Regions from separate parts of the Mus musculus genome. Here region 1 is linked to region 2. A link is a contact called in ENCODE Hi-C data. All regions are on one chromosome and are shown on one strand. The core of a region is the stretch at or near the end of the contact, and the rest is flanking DNA. Distances in the headings are between cores, read along the strand shown.

Region 1 (6,849 bases), core at 1,690-4,189, 52 kb after region 2:
TTCAGGCCCAGCTCAGGTCCCTGGGCATCTGTCTCACTTGTGCAACATACTGTTGCTACTTAGGGCTGTGACTCGTGCAGTGGCTACCAAAGTGTGACTCCTTTAGCAGCAGACTCACTAGGAAGGAGTCCCTGAGGACAGGGCCAGTGCGGACATCTGATAGTTATGCCTGGCACATGAGAGAAACCTAAACCATGCTTCACATTATTCATTGAGTGGGCTTCTCTAAGCAGGTTCAGGGACGGTTACATTCCACTCTGAGCTGCCTTCAACTGAGAGGAGGCGAAACTGCTACGCAGAACATCTTGCTTATAGTCAGAGACTCCATGCTGCCAAGTAGCTAATTCTATCCCCTTTTTACTGTGGGCCATTTTTAGTATGGTTTTCATAATATTTAGGTACCCAATGTATTTGCTGCTGACTCCCAAGTGTTGGACAATCGCCCTGATTTACTATATTATGATACAGTCTTTGCTTTGCTTTCTCTGGCACTGTGTCTACTGTACACTGCGTGTGTGCGCTGCACACTGTGTGCCACACATGCCTGGAGACCAGAACAAGATGCTGAGCCTGCTGAGGTTCTCTGCAAGAGCAGAGCAAACTATTTATTTATTTATTTATTTATTTATTTATTTATTTATTTATTTATTTAATGTATATGAGTACACTGTTGCTGTCTTCAGACACACCAGAAGAGGGCATCAGATCCCATTACAGATGGTTGTGAGCCACCATGTGGTTGCTGGGATTTGAACTCAGGACCTCTGGAAGAGCAGTCAGTGTTCTTAACCACTGAGCCATCTCTCCAGCCCCAGAGCAAGCTCTTAAACACCACACCGTCTTACAGATCCCAATATTTTATCTCCTGTCTAAGACAATGATCACACTAATTACATTGCTGCATCAGGCACTTCTCTGTTGCTGTGTTAGCTCACCATGACCAAGGCAACTTACAGAGAGAAGAGTTCATGTTGGCTTACTGTTCCAGAAAAGGAGTCCATAATTTCAGGGAGAGGGATGAGCTGGTTGCTAAAGCAGGAAGTTGAGAGACACACAGGAAGTCTAGGGTGCCAACCAGAAGCAAAGCTAGGCTATAAACTCTCCAAGGCCATCCTCCAGTGACATACTTCCTCCAGAAAGGCTTCACTTCCTGAATATTTCTTAGCTTCCTAAACAGTACCACCAACTTAGGACCAAATGTTATTCAAATATCTGAATCCTGTGAAGGACATTTCTCACTCAAACCACCACAGTGTACACACACACAACACACTCAAACTACCACAGTGTATACACACACAACACACTCAAACCACCACAGTGTACACACACACAACACACTCAAACCACCACAGTGCACACACACACAACACACTCAAACCACCACAGTGCACACACACACAACACACTCAAACCACCACAGTGTATACACACACAACATATGAAAATTATTCTGGGCATTTGTCTCAGGAAAATGAAAATTGATGCTTACATAAAACCTATATACAAATCTTTACAATAATTTTACTTCTGACGACCGAAATTTGGAAGACAACTCACAATTCCTTCAAAAGATGAGTGATTAAACAAATAATCCATCCATGCATCGAATATTATTCAACAATGAAAAGGAGTAAATTACACACACACACACACACACACACACACACATATATATATATACAACAACTTTGATGAATCTCAATGAATTGGTAGCAAATGAAAAGTCAGTCTTGAGATGTATGGTCCCACTCACTACAACATCCTTGAAATGACCGCATTCAGAGATGGAAACGTATTAGTGGTCTAAGATGGTGGCCAGGCTTTGAGAGAGTAAGTAGCAAGATTGGTCTTCACGTGGACTTGGGATGTATCTTGACTGATGATGCTGACATGAACACATACACGTTATGAGCTTGCACACATACAAGCATGTAAGACTTAATGGATGCATAGAAGCCTGCTAGATTTTTTTACCAATGCACATTTCCTGGTGATAAGATTTGTGCTATAACTACAGGATGTTGCTTTCAAGGAGCCTGGACAAAGGGCATACATACTCTTTCTATATTATGTCTTATAACTATTTGGGAATTCCCAGTGATCCCAAAGGAGGAGTCTGGCAAGTGCTCGCAAGCTGGAGCTGTTTTAGGACTTAGAAAGGAAAACTGTACATACAATGCTCATCTTTGGCAAGCTTTCTGGGACTGTGTGAATCATCAGTGTCATCTTAGAGTCTGGAGGTAACCCCGGCGTGTGGTTTTTATAATTGGAGATCACACCATGAAGATGTACCCACCTAGATCCTGTCCTTTCAATTTGGAGTTAGCAGCCTTATTAATTTTTTCCCTCATTGGTGTCCATGAGCTGCACTAATGACTTCAGTAAATGTTTCTACTACTTAAGAGATTTTCTGTGAGACATTGAATGCTGTATTATGGGTGCTCTCTATAAATACTGCTTAAAATTAGATGGCAAAGGCTCCCAATTCACATCCTGCCAACTGTCTTACCACACTTTTCCCCCCCTTGCCTGTTTGCCTGCCATGCTATCCTCTATAATGAGTGAGTTACAGTAATTGTAGCTGGAAAAATCATCATGCAAAGTGGGGGGGGGGGGGGGCGGGGCGGGGCGGGGCGGGGACGGCTCAAAACCTGCCTTATTTTTAAATGAGTAAAGCTTCTGTCGGTTTTTTTTTTTTTTTTTTTTTTGGCCGCGTTTCAGCCTCACAGCGAAGTGAAAGAGCCAAAAGAGGCAGTGGGGTAACTGGCACGTGGGGGGTGGGGTGGGGGTAGGGTCGTGGCAGCATCAATTAACCGGATTTCATTTTCCCTTAATAAAGAAATTCGGTTTTTCCACAGCTAACTGTATAATCAATTTGCTGCCCCGCTGCTTTGCTAACTGGCTGTTGGCGCCACTTCAATACTATTGAGCCTAGCCTGTGGCCAGAGCTCGAGGAGGAGCCAGCGGCAGGGAGGAGGAACTCTCTGCCGGACTCGGACAGACTCAGACTCGGCCGGCCGAGTTGACTCCTTCCTGCAATTTCTCTGCGCTTTGTTTGCTCCCATCTTTCTTTCCTTGTTATTTTGACGCATGATCTCATGTAGCCCAGGCTGGTCTCACTAGTAGTGGAGATTACACGCAGGGATCACAACATCTGCTTTATGCAGAGCTGGGGACTGAACCCAGGGTTTTATGCGTGCTACACAAGTACTCTACCGGTTGAGCTAAATCCTGGGGCCTGAACTCTTTAGTTCCCCCTCCCCCATTTCCCCCCTTCTCTCTCCTCTTCTTTCTATCTACGTATTTCTTTTGAAATTGCCTGCGTATGTTTGTGCGAGCGCGGGGGTGGGGTGAGGTGGAGTGGGGCGTACGACAGGGGGTGGGGAAGTTCGCGCCTGCCAAGACATGGGTGTGGAGGTCAGGCAGATTGCTTGCTGCAGTCTGCTCTCTCCACTGCGTGGATCCCCAATGATTGAACTCAGATCATCAAGCTTGCTGGTGGCAAATGTCCTTTCCCCCTTAGTCATCTCATTGGCTGTCTGTCTTTTCTCTGTAGGGAGCAAGAGCTGGCTGAGATGCCCACTGCTTGCCTTAACCCCTTGAGCTCACGTGATCTTGCTGCCTCAGCCTCCTGAACAGCGGAAATGACAGGCAAACACAGTGGCTCTTTCATTCCAGTCGTAGAGAATAACTAATTTTACTTATGATCATTAGTGTGTTCGCTGGTACTTTTATGTCACCTTAGTAACTCTGATGCATCTGTGCCCTGCTGTAGGCCAGAGGACTTGGTTCCCTCCTCTATTGTTTGAAGCAGGGTCTCTCTTGTTTCTAAGGTTCTGTTTACTCAGCTCGCTGACCTGTGAGCTTCTAGGTGATTCCTCTGTCTTCACTTCGTGCCTCCTTGTGGGTGTTTGAGGACTACAGATGTGCACCACCACCTCTGGATTTTTTATGTGGGTTCTGGGGAATCTAACTGAGGTCAACGGACTTTAGTGTGCAAGGCTTTACCCACTGAGCCATCTTCTTGATGCTCCACGCGTCCCCATCCCTCTGGTATAACAGCTGACTCTGGTATAACAGCTGACATGGTATTAGAGCTGCCTTAATCACGTTCTGATGTCTGGTTGACAAGTTTAAAGTCTTCCATTTACTGTGGCTTTGGAGCACTCTGGAAGGATTTTAGTTTTATGGTATTATCTAACTATGTAGGAATTTAGAGTGTTGAGGAAAAAAAAAAAAAAAAAAAAACCCGTGTTTCCAATACAGTTGTTTCTGTGAGTGAAGCAGCTGAGTCTGTAGCAAATGCTCTTTGCAATCAGCACTTTCAAGTTATCCTTCTGTCGGCTTGGAGAGAGTGCAGAAAAACCACATTCTCTCCTAACTGCTGATTGTGTTCTTGCAGCCTGTCCCAGGCCTGCAAATTATACCCTGTACGACGGATCGGATCGCTCACTAACTCACTTGTAGTTCCACATTTTTCTCTCTAGCTTGCTGGATTACAAGACACAAGTTAAACTACAAGATAAACAAATATTATCTTTAGTCACAGAATCACCAGACAAAAAGCCCCTCAGAGCAAGCTGGCTCCACCCTCCTTGTGGCTATTTCTGCTCCTTATTCTGAAGGCTGCACTTCAGTTTAAGGACCGTGGACTTGGAAGGCCTGAGGAAAGCTTGAGTCAAGATGGCCAGGACAACATCTGTCTCTGTGCTGGGACCCTAAAAGCTCCCCTGATAGCTTTGTCATCTTTAGTCCCTCGAGTAGCAGGCCTCTGAGGATCACACACCTTGAGAGGTCATGGTGTAGACATGCACACTGAGCCTTCTAGCCTCAGCTGTGGATCCTTCCTGTAGTTCTCGGAGTCATTTTTCTGACATTCATACCTCTAACTGTAAAGTTGGCGCTCCATGTCTCTGTGCCCTCATCCCTCAGTGATAACTATATCACAGTTTGGAATGAATCCCCTCCAAACCTATTACAGTTTCCCACTTCCCCCTACCTGACTTTTCTTAGAGGATCCCTAAGATGGATTCTAGCGAGCTGAGATATTTGTCTAGTTCTCTTGTATTTCCATCTGGTGTGGGGCTTCTTTTCTTATGAGTTATACTCAAAGGGGTAATAAGACCTGGAGAGGTAAGAACACATGTCCCATTGACTGTGACCTGTGTTTCTCTGGAATCCCCAGGGTCAGTGTTCACCCTAGGCCATGTCTGCAATGGAACACAGCATTCTTTTTTTCCCCATGAACATACCCCATCTGTTGAATAGCCCTTCACTTTCCAATGAGATCTCCCTAAATAGACTTAATTAACAATTCATTCAATTGCCTTGAAATCAGAAATTCAAGCACACTAGAGGACTCTATCTCTGATCATAGGAAAACAAACATACAAGACAATCATGACTAAATTTCTGATTGGACATCATTAAGAATTGATTAAGAGTGGTGTTGTCACTTGATAAACACATTCTAACAAAGACTGTGTAGCTCTACAAATTCTTGGTCTGTCGTTTGTCCTCAAGACACAGAGCAGAGTCATAGCTCAGGTCTCATCAAACCATCTACCAGATGTCTAGATTGAGGGGGAAAGCATCTTGGAGACACTTGTCCGATGACCTTCAGACAAGCCACAACAAGCCCAGACAATCATTTCAAAGAAAAAAGAAAAAAAAAAAACTTTTCCAAAAAAATCCTGTAGGGAGCTCCCAATGTAGGCAGCACAGAGATCATGTCAATGCCTATGACAGTGGCCACGCCTCCTGTGTCCCTGCAGAGAGCCATCCAAGAGATGCTCAGTCCTTCCGAATCCACCAAACACTGCACAAGCCTCTGTGAGCCTGAAGGCTTCGGGCTCTGCTCCCGAGGCAGAGTCAGTTACAGCTTTACTTTCTTGCCCTGTTTGAACAAGATGCCACTGAGGCCTGAGCCTTTGTTCTTAACCTAGAACCACAGACTTCTAATACAATTCCTTGGCAAGCAGAATCTCAAAGAATCACCCTCCCTCCCTCCCTCCCTCCCTCCCTCCCTCCCTCCCTCCCTCCCTTCCTTCCTTCCTTCCTTCCTTCCTTCTATCCATTCATCCTTCCTTCTCTTCTTCTCTTCCTTTCTTCCTTCCTTCCTCCCTTTCTTTCTTTCTTTCTTTCTTTCTTTCTTTCTTTCTTTCTTTCTTTCTTCCTTTCTTTCCCACATTTTTATTAGATATTTTCTTCGTTTACATTTCAAATACTATCCCAAAAGTCCCCTATACACCCCCCTCCCCGCCCTGCTCCCCTACCTACTCACTCCCACTTCTTGGTCCTGGTGTTCCCCTGTACTGGGGCATATAAAGTTTGCTAGACCAAGGGGGGCCTCTCTTCCCAATGATGGCCGACTAGGCCATCTTCTGATGCATATGCAGCTAGAGACATGAGCTCTGGGGGTACTGGTTAGTTCATATTGTTGTTCCACCTATAGGGTTGCAGACCCCTTCAGCTCCTTGGGTACTTTCTCTAGCTCCTCCATTGGGGGCCCTGTGTTCCATCCAATAGATGACTGTGAACATCCACTTCTGTGTTTGCCAGGCACTGGCAAAGCCTCACAAGAGACAGTTATATTAGGGTCCTTTCAGCAAAATCTTGCTGGCCAATGCAATAGTGTCTGCGTTTGGTGGCTGATTATGGGATGGATCCCCGGGTGGGGCAGTCTCTAGACGGTCCATCCTTTCATCTTAGCTCCAAACTTTGTCTCTGCAACTCTTTCCATGGATATTTTATTCTCTATTCTAGGGAGGAATGAAGTATCCATGCATTGGTCTTCCTTCTTGATTTTCTTGTGTTTTGGAAGTTGTATCTTGGGTATTCTAGGTT
Region 2 (6,637 bases), core at 1,719-4,218:
GAAAAAAAAAAAAAGCAATTTACTTCTACAAGAACGTCTAAAATTACACAGGTTGGGAATCTACACTATAGATTTGAAAGTCACATATTACACACTACTCTTTCCTTACATTAGTCTCTCGCAAGTCCTTTCTTAATAATCCAATAGTAATAAAAGCTGGAGAACCCAGTGTGGTTCGTGCCCATTAGATATTTTTTTAAATCCCAAAATTAAATTCATGGGTGACAGATTCCAAAAATGAATGGATTTTAAGTTTAACATTTCTCATCCTTTGAACTCCCAAAGATTCCAATTGGGAAAAGGAATGTGTTGCTGCCCTCCGGTTGGACTAACCTCACCAACAAAGAACAGAGCATGTACACACACAAAAAGCACTGCAGCAGCAGCGGCGGTCTTTTTAACAGACCGCAATTCCCGCTGAGCAACCAGGGATCCTCAAGGGAACCGCCCCCGCCCCCCTTTCCTAAAACTCAGGAGTCAAGAAAGTCAGTTCACTGGACCCAAACAACCAAAGATAGCTCTTGACCTCTTACACATCAGAGAAGTAGCCACATACTGTACAATTCATCCGTGTTTAAGGAAACTAAAAATAAATAAATAAATAAATAAATAAATAGATAAAATGTTTTACGAATCTTTTGTAAGGGAGTAATATGGAAAGCTATACTGCTATACTTTATTCCTTTTGTTTTCTGCCAACAAATATTCTTTAGCTGCTTTTGCTAAGTACCCACGCTTGGTATCTTAGTGGCGCTTTGGTTCAAAACTTCATTTTGTTTACCCAAGAACAAGACAAAAAAATATGCACAGCATAACCAGTAACTTTGTTAAAATGTCACACCCAGACCAAGCACGAAACTTTCAAGGAGACTTGGGAAATTGGTGTTGGTCTGATTAAACAAGATCCCAGTGAGGCCAATTCCAAACAAGAATGCTTTAGCACTCCTAAAAATCACCTCACAAGAGGCCACCCCGCGCCTTTACTCTCAGGGTGCCCTTTCAATTCACCATCGTCCGGGTGCTGGACAGAAGCCCAGTGAAACTAACGCAGACCTTCAAAGATCTCACCTGGTGCTGAGATCCAGAACGCGGTCACTATCAACATATGCCATTTTAAAACCGGGCCTCGCAGTTACTGCCACATCCTGAAGTGGCTTTAGACTTTGTCATGTCTAAAACAACGCCTCTCGCAGCACCAGAGAAAAGCAATATCTTCGCGCACCTATGCAGGTCTCCCCGGGTCACAGATTCTGTGAGTGACACTATTCCACAAACCCAGGTGCGGGTGACCAAGGGACGCGCCAGAGTGGAGGGCTCGCGGCGTCTCCAAGGCTCCCCCGCCCCGCCTGCAACTCAGCCCTAACTGGACGGAAGAAACCCCGCCTCCTTCCTGCCTCTGGCTCCCACCATTGGCTTACCGGTACCCGGCAGGTCAGTTCCTGCCTTCCATTGGCTCACTGCCCCATCAGTCAGGCACAGCCAGATTCGGGTCGGTGGGAGGGGAAGGAGTCGGAGGAGGTGGAGTGGGAGTGGGATTAGAGGACGAGGTGGCGGAGGAGGGTGCTCGAGCTCAGGCTCGGGTTTGGGAAAGTTTCCCCTGCCAGTGACAGGCCCTCTAGGCTTGAGGCCCAACGTCACTCCCGGAGAGTAAGGGGCTCGGGTCCCCGATTCCCGCCCCTCAGTCCGCAGGCCCCGGAAGCCACTTGGGGGAGGGGAAAGGGAGGGACCATGGAAGCAGGGACCGAGCCACCCCCGAGCGCGGCCGCGGCGCCTCCAGGACTCCCCCAGGGGCGGGGTGCGGGCACTCCAGCCCGCGGCGCCGACCCTGGACGCCTCCCCGGGAGCCTCCAGGGGCCCGGAGAGGAGGGTCCCCGGCCCAGGGCGTGACCGGGGCGCGAGGGCCGCCAGGACCCCTCCCGCTTCCCGCGGGGGGCCCCCGAGGGCCTGTCCCTGCAGGGGCCGCAGAAGGGGTACGGAAGAGGGGGCGCTGGCGAGCCAACCCGGAACCTCCTGGCCCGCAGCCCGCCTCCCGCCCCCGGCCGCGGCCCCAGCGCGCCTCCGGCACACATGCCCGCACCCAGAAAGTTAAGTCAGGGGCGAGCCCGGCGCGGCGCCGCCACCGCCGCCGCCGCCCGACCCCGGCTCCCCGCCCCCACCGCGGCCCGGCCTGCGCGGCCCGAGCGCTACCGCCCCGAAGCCACCCAAGCCCGAGGCCCCCCAGACGCCCGAGCCCCCGCCGCCGCCCCTGCCGGCCGCGTCACCTTCACACACCCCCGGCACTTCCCAGGTCCTGCCTCCCCTCGGCCGGCTCCCACCCGTGCAGCAGTGGCCGCACGCCTCCCGGGAAGAAAGCACCGGCCGCGACTGCGCCCGCCGGCCCGGGCTTCCCCCGCCTGCCCGGGCTGCGCCGCGCAGCCTCGAGGGGGCCGGAGCAGGGGCCCGCGGCACAACCGCCGCTTCCCAGCCTGGTGCTCACCTCTCGGCCGGCGCCGCGGGCTGCAGCCTCCACCCGCCTCGCGCTCCAGGGCTCGTCTCCCGAGCTCTCTCGCCCGGCGCCCGAGCGCCTCCTTTCTCTCCCGGGGACTCGGCGTCTTCCCGCCCTCCCCCCTCCCCCCGGGAGCCGAGTCCCCGGCTCGGCCGCGCCTCGAGGATGGGCGTCGCGGGCTCCGCACGCCTGGGCAGCGGTGCCCGCACACAACAACAGCCTGCCCGGCCGGCCGGCGCGCGGCTCCGCCGGGCTGCGCGCACCAAGGGCAGCGGCCCGGGTGGGAATGCGGCGCCCCCCGCCCGCCGCCCGTGAGCCCCCAGGGGAGGCGCGCTTACCAATGTGGCCGTCACGCCGTCAGGTGCGGGCTGCCGTCGGCGCTGACCTCCGCCGCCGCCGCGGGAGCCCAGGCTGCGGCCGCCATGTTCCCGTGTTAATAACTGCTGCCTGGTTGTTTATTTCAATGGAGATCCTCCCCCAGCTCCCTCCTCCTCCTCCCCCTCCTCCTCCGCGGCTCTGCACTTGCGGAGAGAGACACAGACCGCGCGAGCTCGCGAGCAGGGGAGGGGGCTCGGGCACGGGGCTGGCCCGCCCTCCGCCTCCCCGCCGCCTCCGAGCGAACGCTGTCACCGCTCAGGGGACCGGGCGGAAACTTGCGTCCCGCGCCCCCGAGCGTGGGCCCGGGAACACCGGGGCTACCCCACCCGCGGGGTCCTCAGCATCTCCCTGGCTGGCGAGACTTCAGAGCTCGGGGAGTTGGACAAGATGGGTGGCTGTGGTCTAGGGACCGTGACCTATGGGTGACTGGAAGTGAAGGGAGAGTCAACAGAGGACTCCATGCGAGGGCAAAGGGCAATGCCCAAAAGAAAGCTAAAAAGGGGGACTGGCCCGGGCCTGGGGGTGGAGGCCAAGGGACTGCCGCGCCTCCGACGGCAGGGACGCTGCGGCGAGAAGGTCGCGGAAAACCTAGTCCCAGAGGTGCCTCCCGCGCGCGCTCAGGCAGGGCCCGGTAGCCGGCAGCCTGCACCCCTCGGGCGCACCTCTGCACCCAGACGCTGTTCCGGGGCGCACTCCTTGGCCACCATGTCCCCTCGGTTTTTTCGTGGATACGCCTCCCCAATTGCTGTCCCTGAGGTCTCTGGAGGGGATAGAGGGGCGTGACCGCGGGAGGCGAACTTACCGGGGTACCACCCCGGGATTGCCTGACAAAGCAAAGGCTGCTCAGTATTTAGAAAGACCGAGGGGAGTGTTCTCCGCACGCAGTGAGACAACAAAAGTTTTGTTTTGTTTTTTAATTGGGGAATCCATTATCAAATCCTCAATGGAGTATTGGGATTAAGGAGACGTGGAGGAGTTTTCACGTTTAAATGTTGTTTGGTTTTTAACTGGAAAAGCAACTTCTTTTCCATTTAGATATAATTAGTTGAAAGAAATGAGCAACATTTGTTTGCTTAACGGAAGTTATCAAAATATGACAGGAACACGTTTCCTTATTTTAACTCTTATGAAAGGTCACTTGCCATAGACAATAAGTGTTTATTGAACTGTAACGACTTGGCACTGCATTAAGTGATTCACACACACTCCAAATTTTAATCCTCAAACCTTACGAAGTAATTGCTATTTTTATACCTCATAAAACATTGAAACCTAAAGAAGTAATTTTTGTAGAGTTACACAGTAAGCAAGGTGGGCAAGATTTGAGCCCAGGTCCATTAATTGCAAAACATGCTTTTTGATCGTATTTTTTTTTTAGCTCCAGTTTATTATGACAAAGAAAAAGAAAAGTATATGCCTACTTGGCTATAGCTAGAAAATATTTAGAAAGCTGTAACAAATGTTAACATTGGTGAGTGGAATCGGAAGGAGGTCTGCAATAGGCTACTTCACGTTTTTCAGGGAAGTGTCTGCTGTTTGGAATGATTGGTTTTGACCACCTGTTAGTAAATTTTAAGGATTTTTTTTTTAATTAGCTAGAATAAATTATGTTCCCCGAAGACTCAAAAGCCTTCAGCAGCTTAGGGACAGAACAAGGAGATACAGAGTGTCCCTCTGATCTGTCCTCCTCCACTCTTAACCCATAATATTTTTGCAGGGAGGTTGGGTTCCTCGCAGGAATGTCCCCATTGCCACTTAGATTTCTTCTCCTGTCCTAAATTCTTAAGAGTTAAGAAAGACTCTTGTTGCTTTCTATTCCAACTCTTGAGGGGAGAGGCAGCTATCCAGAGTCCATCAGTGCTCAGTGGCAACAGAATTAACATGAAAAAACTACCTGTGCTGAACGTGCAGACAAACACATCCCTGCTTCCATGCTGTGTTACTCAGTGCACCTTCTTACTGAATGCTCAAGACACACGACTGTCTCTAAACAATAAAACAAACCAAACAGCTCTTACAGTAGCGTAAAGAACTCCATGCCCAGCTGCCTCACTCCAGCGGGACCTGGAAGAATCATGTCACTTTGGAGTACTGAAATAGTGTCAAGACGTCACACCCATGTTATAACTGTGGTATTTATTTATTTTGCTTTTATATGTTTAACTTTGTATTCTTAGAACCAGCCGTATTATCAATACATCATCTTTGAGCTGCCTTGAGTAACAATCTCTCCTGTATGTATCAAGACTCATACTGAACAATGATTTCCGGGTTGCAGAAAACTATTTTTGTATTTGCCTATTAAGTCCTGTGCCAGTTCAACAACACGTAAGTATTACTGTGTTCTGTTTGTACAGAGCGTGTGGCCTTGTTTGTGCATTTGCCCTTCTCATTCTCCAGACTAAGCTCCTAGGGCCCAAGACCCTCCCACCTCAGCCAATGTAATACCCTCTAGTGACCCTTGAAATCACATAGAGTACCAAGTTCCTAACATGTTTTTTCTTTACCTGGATACCAATGATAAAGTTTATATATTAAGCAGAGTGAGAGGTTGTAACTAATACTACAAAACAATGAAAGCTATACTATAATCAGTGTTACACAAATATCTGTAGGCTTTCCCACGCACATCTCTCTGTACTTGAATTGTTTTGCTTGAAGGGAACACTTTATAGATTTTCTTGGTAGCCAAAAAGCACAGATAGTAAGCAGAGACTACACAAAGGGGTGGATTTGGTACAAAGTGGGACTGAAGAAGACATTGTAAAATTACATGACATAGTGGCAAGCAATGTAAAAGTTGTGAGTTATCTATGAAATTTTTCACTTACTATTCTCAAATTGTAGTTGAGCATGGACCAGTGAAGCTACAGAAAGAAAAGGGACAACTGTATCTGGCGAGGCCTCGTGGCCTTTCATACCTCTTTTGCCAGGGTCCAAATCATCAAACATTGCTTTTATTTACATAAGTACACTGCAGCTGTCTCAGACACCAGAAGAGGGCATCAGATCTCATTACGGATGGTTGTGAGCCACCATGTGGCTGCTGGGAATTGAACTTAGGACCTCTGTAAGAGCAGTCAGTGCTCTTAACCATTGAGCCATCTCTTCAGCTCCCCTTTTATTAAAAATTTTATTTATTTTATTTACATGAGTACACTATAAAACATTCTTATAAAAAAGGCTTTCCCTGTTTTGAAGTATCAATTCCTGAGACCTCAGAATCAACTTGATATGATGGCTCATATTTCTAATTGCAGCACTGGGGAGGTAGAGGCACGGGATGAGTTCAAAGCCATCCTTGGCTACATAGCAAGTTCACCACCCAGCACACATATGGCAGCTCCTAACTGCCTATAACTCCAATTCAAAGGGTTCCAACCCTCATACAGACATACATGCAGGCAAAGCACCAATGCAGGTAAAATTAAGTATTTTTAAAACTGAGTAGTAGGGGGCTGGTGAGATGGCTCAGTGGGTAAGAGCACCCGACTGCTCTTACAAAGGTCCGGAGTTCAAATCCCAGCAACCACATGGTGGCTCACAACCATCTGTAACAAGATCTGATGCCTTCTTCTGCAGTGTCTGAAGACAGCTACAGTGTACTTACATATAATAAAGAAATCTTTTTTTAAAAAAACTGAGTAGTAATTTAAGACAAACATTTCTATTTTTAAAAGTATGTATAAACATATATATTGTGCATTGTTGGGAAAGGACATGTCTATGCCACAACAGGTGCTTAGAAGTCGGTGACAACTTACTTCAGAAAGT

Evidence for each region. A loop is a pair of places that touch in the nucleus more often than their neighbours do.
Region 1: a map of heart shows a loop between it and region 2 (4-fold over the local background). The contact joins the enhancer-like site here to the promoter of Ncoa2 in region 2. A Hi-C loop is called at or near these places in 10 of 37 maps with a recorded cell type or tissue (T-helper 17 cell, T-helper 2 cell, gastrocnemius and 3 more).

The regions. Positions count from the first base shown.
Region 1 is chr1:13,423,629-13,430,477 of GRCm38, forward strand. No RefSeq gene overlaps it. Among named protein-coding and RNA genes, the nearest start is that of Gm39595, 4.6 kb to the left of the region's middle. Within about 2 kb of position 2,940, at least 2 of the 3 ENCODE cell types and tissues checked have a DNase peak (open chromatin) inside an H3K27ac peak, as active enhancers do; they include gastrocnemius and heart, where a contact is called at or near this core.
Region 2 is chr1:13,371,115-13,377,751 of GRCm38, forward strand. It overlaps Ncoa2 (nuclear receptor coactivator 2), which reads right to left and starts at 2,969. Exons shown (of 23, transcript NM_008678.3): 1 at 2,824-2,969. It also overlaps the pseudogene Gm51852.